3 separate regions of the Homo sapiens genome follow, and regions 2 and 3 are each linked to region 1. A link is a contact called in ENCODE Hi-C or POLR2A ChIA-PET data. All regions are on one chromosome and are shown on one strand. Each heading gives the region's core, a stretch centred on a gene start or an enhancer-like site at or near the end of the contact. The rest is flanking DNA. Distances are from core to core; before and after follow the strand shown. Region 1 holds the start of ZNF438 (zinc finger protein 438). Region 2 holds the start of WAC-AS1 (WAC antisense RNA 1). Region 3 has its middle 22 kb from the start of IATPR.

The links. A loop is a pair of places that touch in the nucleus more often than their neighbours do. ChIA-PET counts read pairs that join two places held with the same protein, here RNA polymerase II (POLR2A). Pooled maps may share reads with other maps.
Region 2: a loop to region 1 is called in a map of B cell, with 26 times the contacts of the local background. The contact joins the promoter of WAC-AS1 here to the promoter of ZNF438 in region 1. A Hi-C loop is called at or near these places in 2 of 168 maps with a recorded cell type or tissue (B cell and CD4-positive, alpha-beta memory T cell) and 8 of 50 pooled maps.
Region 3: a map of CD4-positive, alpha-beta memory T cell shows a loop between it and region 1 (15-fold over the local background). The contact joins the enhancer-like site here to the promoter of ZNF438 in region 1. A Hi-C loop is called at or near these places in 2 of 168 maps with a recorded cell type or tissue (CD4-positive, alpha-beta memory T cell and naive thymus-derived CD4-positive, alpha-beta T cell) and 5 of 50 pooled maps. POLR2A ChIA-PET finds 5 or more read pairs at or near these places in 1 of 52 experiments (CD4-positive, alpha-beta T cell).

Annotation. Positions count from the first base shown.
Region 1 is chr10:31,030,302-31,033,232 of GRCh38, reverse strand. ZNF438 (zinc finger protein 438) reads left to right here and starts at 1,368. Exons shown (of 7, transcript NM_001143768.2): 1 at 1,368-1,400. LOC105376481 (a long non-coding RNA gene) reads right to left here and starts at 725. Exons shown (of 3, transcript XR_001747410.3): 1 at 1-725. RefSeq lists a silencer at 1,147-1,706.
Region 2 is chr10:28,530,673-28,533,603 of GRCh38, reverse strand. WAC-AS1 (WAC antisense RNA 1) reads left to right here and starts at 1,250. Exons shown (of 3, transcript NR_033805.1): 1 at 1,250-1,869. WAC (WW domain containing adaptor with coiled-coil) reads right to left here and starts at 486. Exons shown (of 14, transcript NM_016628.5): 1 at 1-486. The coding sequence starts at 24. RefSeq lists silencers at 3-82, 293-442, 813-1,232 and enhancers at 593-782, 403-1,086.
Region 3 is chr10:33,137,713-33,140,643 of GRCh38, reverse strand. No RefSeq gene overlaps it. Among named protein-coding and RNA genes, the nearest start is that of IATPR, 22 kb to the right of the region's middle. Within about 2 kb of position 1,408, at least 4 of the 41 ENCODE cell types and tissues checked have a DNase peak (open chromatin) inside an H3K27ac peak, as active enhancers do; they include CD4-positive, alpha-beta T cell, where a contact is called at or near this core.

The DNA.
Region 1 (2,931 bases), core at 119-2,618:
TTTGCCATAACATTTGTTTTTTCTGCTTACGAGAGTGTAAGAATTCCACAAGCCAAATGTTAATATTTTGTTGTCAGTTCTTTAAGCCTTCATTTTTTCCGTCTATCGAGCCCTTTTTTTTAACCAGAACTCATTGCTTCTGAGAGTATAAAAGAGCAAAGAGGCCGGGCGCGGCGGCTCACACCTGTAATCCCAGCACCTTGAGAGGCCGAGGCGGGCGGATCACGAGGTCAAGAGATGGAGACCATCCTGGCCAACATGGTGAAACCCTGTCTCTACTAAAACATAAAAATTAGCCGGCTGTGGTGGCGCGCGCCTGTAATCCCAGCTACTCAGGAGGCTGAGGCAAGAAAATCGTTTGAACCCGGGAGGCAGGGGGTACTGTGAGTTGAGATCGCGCCACTGCACTCCAGCCTGGGAGACAGAGAAACACTCTGTCTCAAAAAAAAAAAAAAAAAAAAGTGGGGAGCAGAGAGCCGGACTTGGACACGGGAAGGTATCGTGACATGAGTGGGTCGGGGGCTGGAAAGTTTGCCCAGGCGAAGAAGTGAACATGTTTATCCGGATCACCGTTTGTTAAATGAACAGCAACCCATAGGTAGCTTCACCGAGCCGAAACGGGAAAGGCGGCAGGCAAGGGAGAAGCTAAAATCTGCAAGAAACGGGCTGGGCTGGAGGCGGCGCCAGGGCAAGAAGGGCAGGTGGGGGCCCGCGGGAGCCGGGAGCCAGGGGCGGGAGCCGGAAGGGCGGGACCCAGGGGCAAGGCCTAAGTGGGCGTGGGAGGGGCATAGTCAAGAGATGGGCGGGGACTGCTCGGGGTCTGGGCGGAGTCTAGCGGGAGCCGCGTCGAGCCGGGGAGGAGCGAGGGACCCTGGGAGAGCTGTCTTTTCAGGGCTGAGGACCCGCCAGCACCTGATGGAGAGCAAATGGCTGTTTCCACACGTGGAGAACTTTTAACGAACACGTGAGGAAGGCGGGCAATGTCTGTGGAAAAACTACCTCACAACCCAGGCGTCTTACTCCAGCCCCCAGGGCGACAGCTTGTTTACAGTATTTCTGAAGGTCTCCGTCCCCTTTTGTCGGCCCCTCCTCCTCCTCTAACCCCGACTTCAGGCTTTGAGTGAGGCTTTGGTAGAGCAGTCGCCGCCGCAGGCGCCCCGGTCGGCGAAGCCCACAGGCATGCGGGCGCAGAGGCCGTCTGCGCCTGCGCGGGGTGTCTGCTACGGGGAGGTGCGTGGAGCTCGAGGGCGTGGAGCTCGGGGGCGTGTCTCCCGCCGCGGCGCCGGGGCGGGGCGAGGGCGGAGCCTGGGGGCCCAGCGGCCCGCGCCCCGTGGCTTGACCTCCCCGACTGCTGGGCCCGTGACGTCACCCCGCTGTGACGCGCACGCTGTAGGAAAACTGTAAGTTTACGAGGATTCCTGCAGCTCCTAGGGCTTGCGGGGCCCGCTGGCAGCTGGCAGTCCCGGCGGTGGTGGTGGCTCTGGGGGCGTCAGTTCCTTGGGGAGTCGCCGATTGTGGCGAAGGGACAGGTGTCTGCTCAGAGTGGCAGCGCGCCCTGCTGGGCGGTAGGGACCTGGGGTGCGGGAGGCGAGGCCGCGCCCCGTGGGGCCGGGCCAGCACCTTTTCCCCTGGGGCGGGGCGCGTCTCCGAGCCTGGGAGCGAGGCCTTAGAAGGGGCGGAAAGTCCAAATGGAGAGTCCCTTTTTTTCTTCCGTGATAAAGGGACTTAGATTCCTTTTCTTCCCCCTCTCAGCCTTGGAGTTTGACATGTTAAGTAGGGGATGGAAGCTTCCTCTCAGAGAATAGGAATCCTATGTCCTGGCCGTTGGGATCCCACAAGTGACCAAGTCATCGTGGACACATTTATAAGATAACCAGTTGCTGCCTCAGTTTTCTTTTTTGTGTAAAAGGGAGGTACAGCAGCCTCTGGCCTCCCTAATGGTTGTTCCCACAGCACTAGGAACACGTGAGATAACACAAGTGTGTAAATTTGCTAGGAGAAAGCTTATACACAGACACTTGGTTATTCTGAGGAATGTGGTAGCCACTGGCTATTTGACCAGGAATCTTGTAGAAGGGGAACTTTTTCACTGTTTTGCCTCCCCCCGACAACCTTCCCTCCATCTGATTCTATACCACACTGGAGCCTGTTGGGTGATCGAACTGTTGTCACTAAACTTGATAGAATGGGGATCCCAAGAAATAACAGGTATCGTTAGCACGGTACTCTTGGCAATTACAATGCCCCCGTTGTCTGGGTTTTGCAGAGGAAGCTTTCAGTGTGCTGGAACTAGCACATTATAGACAACACAGACTCACTGAGTTTTAAGGATTGCTGTATCGATTTGGAATATCCAATCATCGTATCTGACTGCTTGAATATTTTGGTCAAGGGGTACTACATTATCGATTAGTTATTACTAGACTATAATGCCTCTCAAACTCCGGGACTAGTAGTCTTCAGGAACTTTGAAGGGAAGAATACTGTGCACACTTCAGGGTGTATTTATACAGGAGCTCGAGAGTTCACATTTCTGTAAATTCATTTCAGGAGTGTGATATCTTTTCATCCAGGTAGGAAGAGCCTTTGAATCAGAAAGCAGGGCTTCTAATTTTTGTTCTATTCGTTAACTAGCTTCGTGTCCAAGGACAAGTCACGCAAACTTGGAACTTTGTTTTTCTTATCTAAAATGAGAGCCGATGGTTTATCTGTTTGTTGGTTTTTCCAGGATCAAATGAGATCACGAGAGTGCAAATGAAAGGCTAAGTGTGCTATTGTTATTAGGAGATTCGCATTGGTCCCCTAGCCTGGATGAGATGTGAGTCAGAAATCTCTGGAAATAGAGCAGCAAAGAAGACAGCCTCCAACCTAGCAGGGCTCATATTGCAGTGGGAAATAGACAACGAACAATACGTGCATAATGTAATTTCA
Region 2 (2,931 bases), core at 1-2,500, 2.5 Mb after region 1:
CTGTTTCCTCGCATACATTACCATCAATGCCCGGCCTGTGAGTGTGTGTCGGGGAGGGGGGAGAGCGGCCGCGAAAGGCGGGCGGGCGCGCAGGCGGCGGCGGCGGCGGGCGGCGGGCAGCCCCGGCACCTGGGCCCGGCGCGCCCTCGGCGACTCTCATCAGCTCCCAGTTACTGGCGCCGGCGCTCCCGGGCCATCTCCCTCCGTCGACACCACGCTCACTCTCAGCCGGGGCAGCGGCGCCAACTACACGGCGGCACCGCGAACCGGGGGGAGGGGGGCAAGACGACGCGTCCGGCTCAGCCCCGCGGAGAGCGACTGCCTCCTCCGCCTTCTCCTCCTCCTGCTCCGCCGCCTCCTCCCCTCCTCCCCCCGCCGCCGCCGCTGCTGCCGCCGCCTGGTCCTTCTTCTCCTCCTCCTCCTCCCGCCGCCGCCGCCGCCGCTGGTGCCGCCGCTGCCGCTCCACCAACTACATCCGGGCAACTCGGACGCTGCCGCCTTCGGGAAACCTCGGCAGTTTCCGCCGGGCCCCTCCTCTCCCACCCTCGGCCTTCCTCCCCGCACCGCGCGGGTCCGGAACACCGCCCTCGGCAAACCTCGGCTGGCTCCGGCCTTTCTCCTCCTCTGAGGCCTGGATCTTCTCTTCGCGACCAGTCTGCCCTTTCCTTCTTTTCCTCACTCGCGAGTCGGCCACCGCCGTTCCCGTTTAGGGATAGTCTCGCTCGGGCGCCTGCTCGAGGCTGATCTCAGGGGCTCCGGGCTGCGCAGGGAGGGAGCCGCCTTCCGGAAGAGGACGGTGGGGCGCGAGGGAAGCCATCGCGGACTAAATAAGGGAGGCTGCAGCGGCTGCGCGTGCGCCCAGAGGCGCAGCGGGAGGGGGTGCTCTCGGGCGAGCTCTCCGGCCGCGGCCCCCGCCCCTGCGCTGTCGGGCGGGGAGGTCGGAAACCCCCTGGCGAGACCACGGGCGGACGCTTCCCGAAGAGCTGCCTGGGCTGCAGCCGCGGAAGCTGCGTTCTGGGGAGCGGGGAGCGTGCTCCGGCGCCTTCGGGCCGCTGCTGGAAGCCGGAACCGAGCCCGGGCCGCTGCCCCTCACCGGACGCCGCGCGCCACCGGCCCTCCGCGGGGCAGGGGCTGCTGCGAGCTCGCCGGGCGCCCTTTAGACGTAAGTCTCACCCTGCGCCCCGAGGCAGGAAGGAGCGCGTGCAGTCCCGGCCAGAAACGGCTAATAGGAAGGGCTGAGGGGTTCTGTGTTCAAGGCAGAAGGCCGTGCGTCAGGGCGGCCCTCAGCGGAGATGCGTGCACGGAGCGGGGAGCGCCGCTCGGGGCAGGGAATGAAAGCGGCGCTTGAGACTGGAAATTTAGGGAGATGAGTTCCTTGGGAACAACGCTGAACCATCTCACTGCCCCACCCTACCCCTTGTTATTTTTTTTTGAGACAGGTCTCGCGCTGTCGTCCAGTCTGAGTGCAGTGACGCGATCACGGCTCACTGCAGCCTCGACCTCCGGGGCTTACGGGTCATCCCACCTCAGCCCTCTAAGTAGCTGGCACCACGGGCATGCACCACCACACCCGGCTAATTTTTTAAAAAAAGTTTTTCCGGAGATAGGGTCTCGCTGTGTTACCCAGGCTGGTCTCGAACCCCTGGCCTGAAGCGATCCTCCCGCCTCGGCCTCCCAAAGTGCTGGGATTACAGGCGTGAGCCACTGCGCTCGGCTTTTCACCCCTTTCTAACGTTTTCCATCCCTTTCTAACGTTTTCCATACCCAGCGGTGCCCTGCCCACCCTCTCTTTATCTCTCACTTTTCCCTCCTCTGTTTCTTCCTCGCTGAAGTCCATTGGTGAAAGAAAATTCATGTGAAAGTTCTCAGGTGTGTTAAGTGAAATTGCTACAAATTTGATTTTATGTACTGCTGCAGGTACATTGAGAGAAGAAACGTGAAGTATACCAAACAACCGTTAGTTGAGAGTGGTGGTATTCGGGTGATTGGTTGACTTTTTTTTTTTTTTTTGCACTATTTGTAAGGCAACATAGTTTAATGAAAAGAATTGTGGTAAACATAATTAGGTGATTAACACAGAAGAGGCAAATAGTAAACAAGTCAGAAGAAACAACCCCCTCCAAAAAATAAAAAGTAACTGATTTACTTGGTATCCAAGAAGTTACGTTATTGCTAGACCTAATAGAATGGAGAGATGGAATGATGTAGGGAGAAAGGCTCTGAAATCACAACTGGTTGGAAAAAAAATTTTAATTACATAATCTTATTTGTCACATCCATCTGCCAGATGTAGAGCTTATTGCTGTTTGTGGAGATGTGCAGACCAATAAAAAGCCTATTTAATGCTCTCTTAAACTACCAGTAACTAAAAAAAAAAATTGACAGTGACTGAAATTATGAAAACAAAAAAATTCGGTAGCATCTTAACATGTAATTTCTGACATATTTGTAGTGAATCCATTGAAGACAAACATCAGAGGAGTACAACAAATAACATTTCATAGAAACTTTGAAAACTGGCAGCAAAATTACTACTAATTTGTTTGATAACTAGATGTCTGCTGAAATTGGTATAAACCATTTGCTCAAAAGTAGCCAGGCATGGTGATGCATGCCTGTATTCCTAGCTACTCCCAGAGGCTGAAGCTGAACAATCACTTTAGTCCAGGAGTTCGAGACTGCAGTGAGTCATGATCACACCAGTGCACTCCAGCCTGGACGACAGAGGGAGACCCTGTCTCAAAAAGTAAATAGGCCGGATGCAGTGGGTCATGCCTGTAATCCCAGCACCTTGGGAGGCCAAGTCAGGTGGATCATTTTGAGGTCTGGAGTTTGAGACTAGCCTGGCCAACATTTTGAAACCCCATCTGTACTAAAAATATAAAAGTTAGCCAGGTGTGGTGGTGTGCGCCTGTAATCCCAGTTATTCGG
Region 3 (2,931 bases), core at 159-2,658, 2.1 Mb before region 1:
CTGGTCTCAAACACCCAACCACAGGTGATCCACCCACCTCAGTCTCCCAAAGTGCTGGGATTACAAGCGTGAGCCACCGTTCCCACAGATGCTTATTGAGAGCCTGGAATGCCTCCTGGGTGCTGGGACTATGGCAGTGAGCAAAACAGATTTTAAAATCCCCATTCCTGTGGAGATGATGGGTCTTGATCTCTCCGTATATCTTCACGATTGGTGGAGAAGTAAAGGAAGAGAAGTGCTATGATTCGAATGTCTGTCCTGTCTGAACCCCATGTTGAAATTTGATCCCCAATGTGGCAGAGTTGAGAGGAGGGGCCTTTAAGAGGTAACTGGGTCATGAGGACTCTGCCCTCATCAGTGGATTAATCCATTCATGGATTAATAGGTTGACAGATTAGTAAATTATCATTGGAATGGAGCTGCTGGCTTTACAAGAAGAGGAAAAGGCCGGGGGCAGTGGCTCACACCTGTAATCCCAGCACTTTGGGAGGCTGAGGTGGGCAGATCATGAGGTCAGGAGATCGAGATCTTCCTGGCCAACATGGTGAAACCCCTTCTCTACTAAAATGGAAAAAAAAATTAGCCAGGCATGGTGGCGGGCGCCTATAGTCCCAGCTACTTGGGAGGCTGAGGCAGGGGAATCTCTTGAACCCAGGAGGCGGAGGTTGCAGTGAGCCGAGATTGCACCACTGCACTCCAGCCTGGCGATAGAGCGAGACTCCATCTAAAAAAACAAAAAAAAAGGAAAAGAGACCTGAGTCAGGACACTCAGACTCTCACCATGTGACACCCTGTGCCACCTCAGTCCCCACCAGCTATGACCCATCAATCTTGGACTTCTCAGACTCCCTAAGTGTAAAAAATACTTTTCCTTTCTTTACATATTACCCAGTTTCAGGTATTCTGTTACAAGCAACAGAAAATGGACTAAGACAGGAAAGGGTAACTAAAGGCAAGGAACAGCAGTGGAGTAAAATGAGAGAGGCAGAAGAGGTGGATGGAGAACGGCTTCACCGAGCACGGATGGAGGGGAGATGATGCATGAGGGGGGCATGACGAAGCTGGAGACGGGGGCTTGTGCTGAAGGTGCTGGAGAGAATATTGCCAAGAAGAGGAGGAAGAGCTGAAGGGACAGGGAGTTTAAGATGTGGGCTCCAAAACACGGTGTAGATGATGACAAGTTCCAGGTTGTGACCCTGGGATGCTGCGTTGGAGTGGAGGTCAAGCTCTGGGGGGGGCGGCAGCAGCTTTCAGACTGCGAAAGTCCATGACTTGCCCATCCACTGAAAAGGAAGTAACCGCCCCCTGCACAGCCTTGTTTTTGTGCCTTCTACCTACGTTACCAGCTGTGAAATAAAACTAACCGTTGTTACCACTTCAAGCACTTGGGGTTTGTTTTGTTTCTTTTTGAACTGAAGTAACCATGGGTACCTGGTAACCTTGGATAGATAAGTGTGTATCTGAGTTTCCCTCTGAAAACCAAGCTGTTGATGGATTTCCTTGACAGTGTATTCTTTCCTGTAACTAATATTAAATCTAAAAAAAAATGAAATTGCTGGAAAAGTACCCATTTATGTTATGCTTTATTCCTCTAGTTAACTGATAGGGTGATTTTTTTTTTTTGAAACAGAGTTTCGCTCTTGTTGCCCAGGCTGGAGTACAATGGCGCCATCTCAGCTCATCGCAACCTCTGCCTCACGGGTTCAAGCAATTCTCCTGACTCAGTGTCCTGAATAGCTGGGATTACAGGCATGCGCCACCATGCCCAGCTAATTTTGTATTTTTACTAGAGACTGGGTTTCTCCAGGTTGGTCAGGCTGGTCTCGAACTCCCAACCTCAGATGATTTGCCCATCTCGGCCTCCCAAAGTGCCGGGATTACAGGTGTGAGCCACCACGCCTGGCGGTGATTTTTTTTAATACAGGAATTTCAGGCTTGGTCTGGGGAAAATGTATAAACAAAAATTCCCTGAAATATGCAAGTTTACTATTATGATTTGCCCTGAAAATAATATGCTGATCAACTCTATGCTTTTTTTCATGTATATTTGTTAAATTCTGGTTCTTAATTACAGCTTTGCATCACAAACAATGGTTACGTAAGTGTTTTGTTGTGTTTTGCTTTGCTTTGCCTTATTTTACAAATTTGATTGTGGTTTCTGAAAAGCCTTGAATTATTTCAAGGAGTTATTTATTCGTGTAGATGAATATCTCTATCCAATAGACCTGGAAGCTGATACTAAAACGGCTGACCAAAAGATAGATGCATTTGTGACCCTTGTCTCCCCAGAAACTACTGGAAGGACCAAATTTATGATCACAACAACCTTTGGTGCTGGCCTTTGTGCAATTTCCTTGCTAGGGCTCTGTGGCCTCTCTCATAGCAACCTAGCTAAGGGGAGGGTCCCTATGTGTGTGGGCACCAGCACATAGCGGAATTGAGAGACTTGTGTTTGCATCTTGGGGCTGCCACTTTGTAAGTAGAAAGGCTTTGGTTTCCTCAATTTCACAATGAGATTAGAATATCCTTTTCCTCCCTCACTTCTCCAATAATCTGGATGCTATGCAAAGAGATCAAGTCCCATCACCTCCATCATAACAGGGACTTTTTATTTAAATTTGTGTTGTTCTCTACCATAGTCGCAGCACCCAGGAGAGTGATGGACACGGGAAAGGCTCTCCTAAACAGCTGCTGAATGAATGCATGCATTCATTACTTCACTCTTCTCTCCTTCCCTCTGCATGAGTGAGCGGCTCCTCCTCTTCTCCCACCCATACTGTGGACTTCCAGGACCTCCAATCCTGAGTGAGCATCAGGATGACTCAGGGTTGGGCTGAGGGCCGGGTCGGGGAGGAGCCAGGTTTACAAGCTCATGTCCCTGATTAGACTGGGAATTCCTTGAGGGCAGGGACTGAGTCTCTGGGAGTTCTC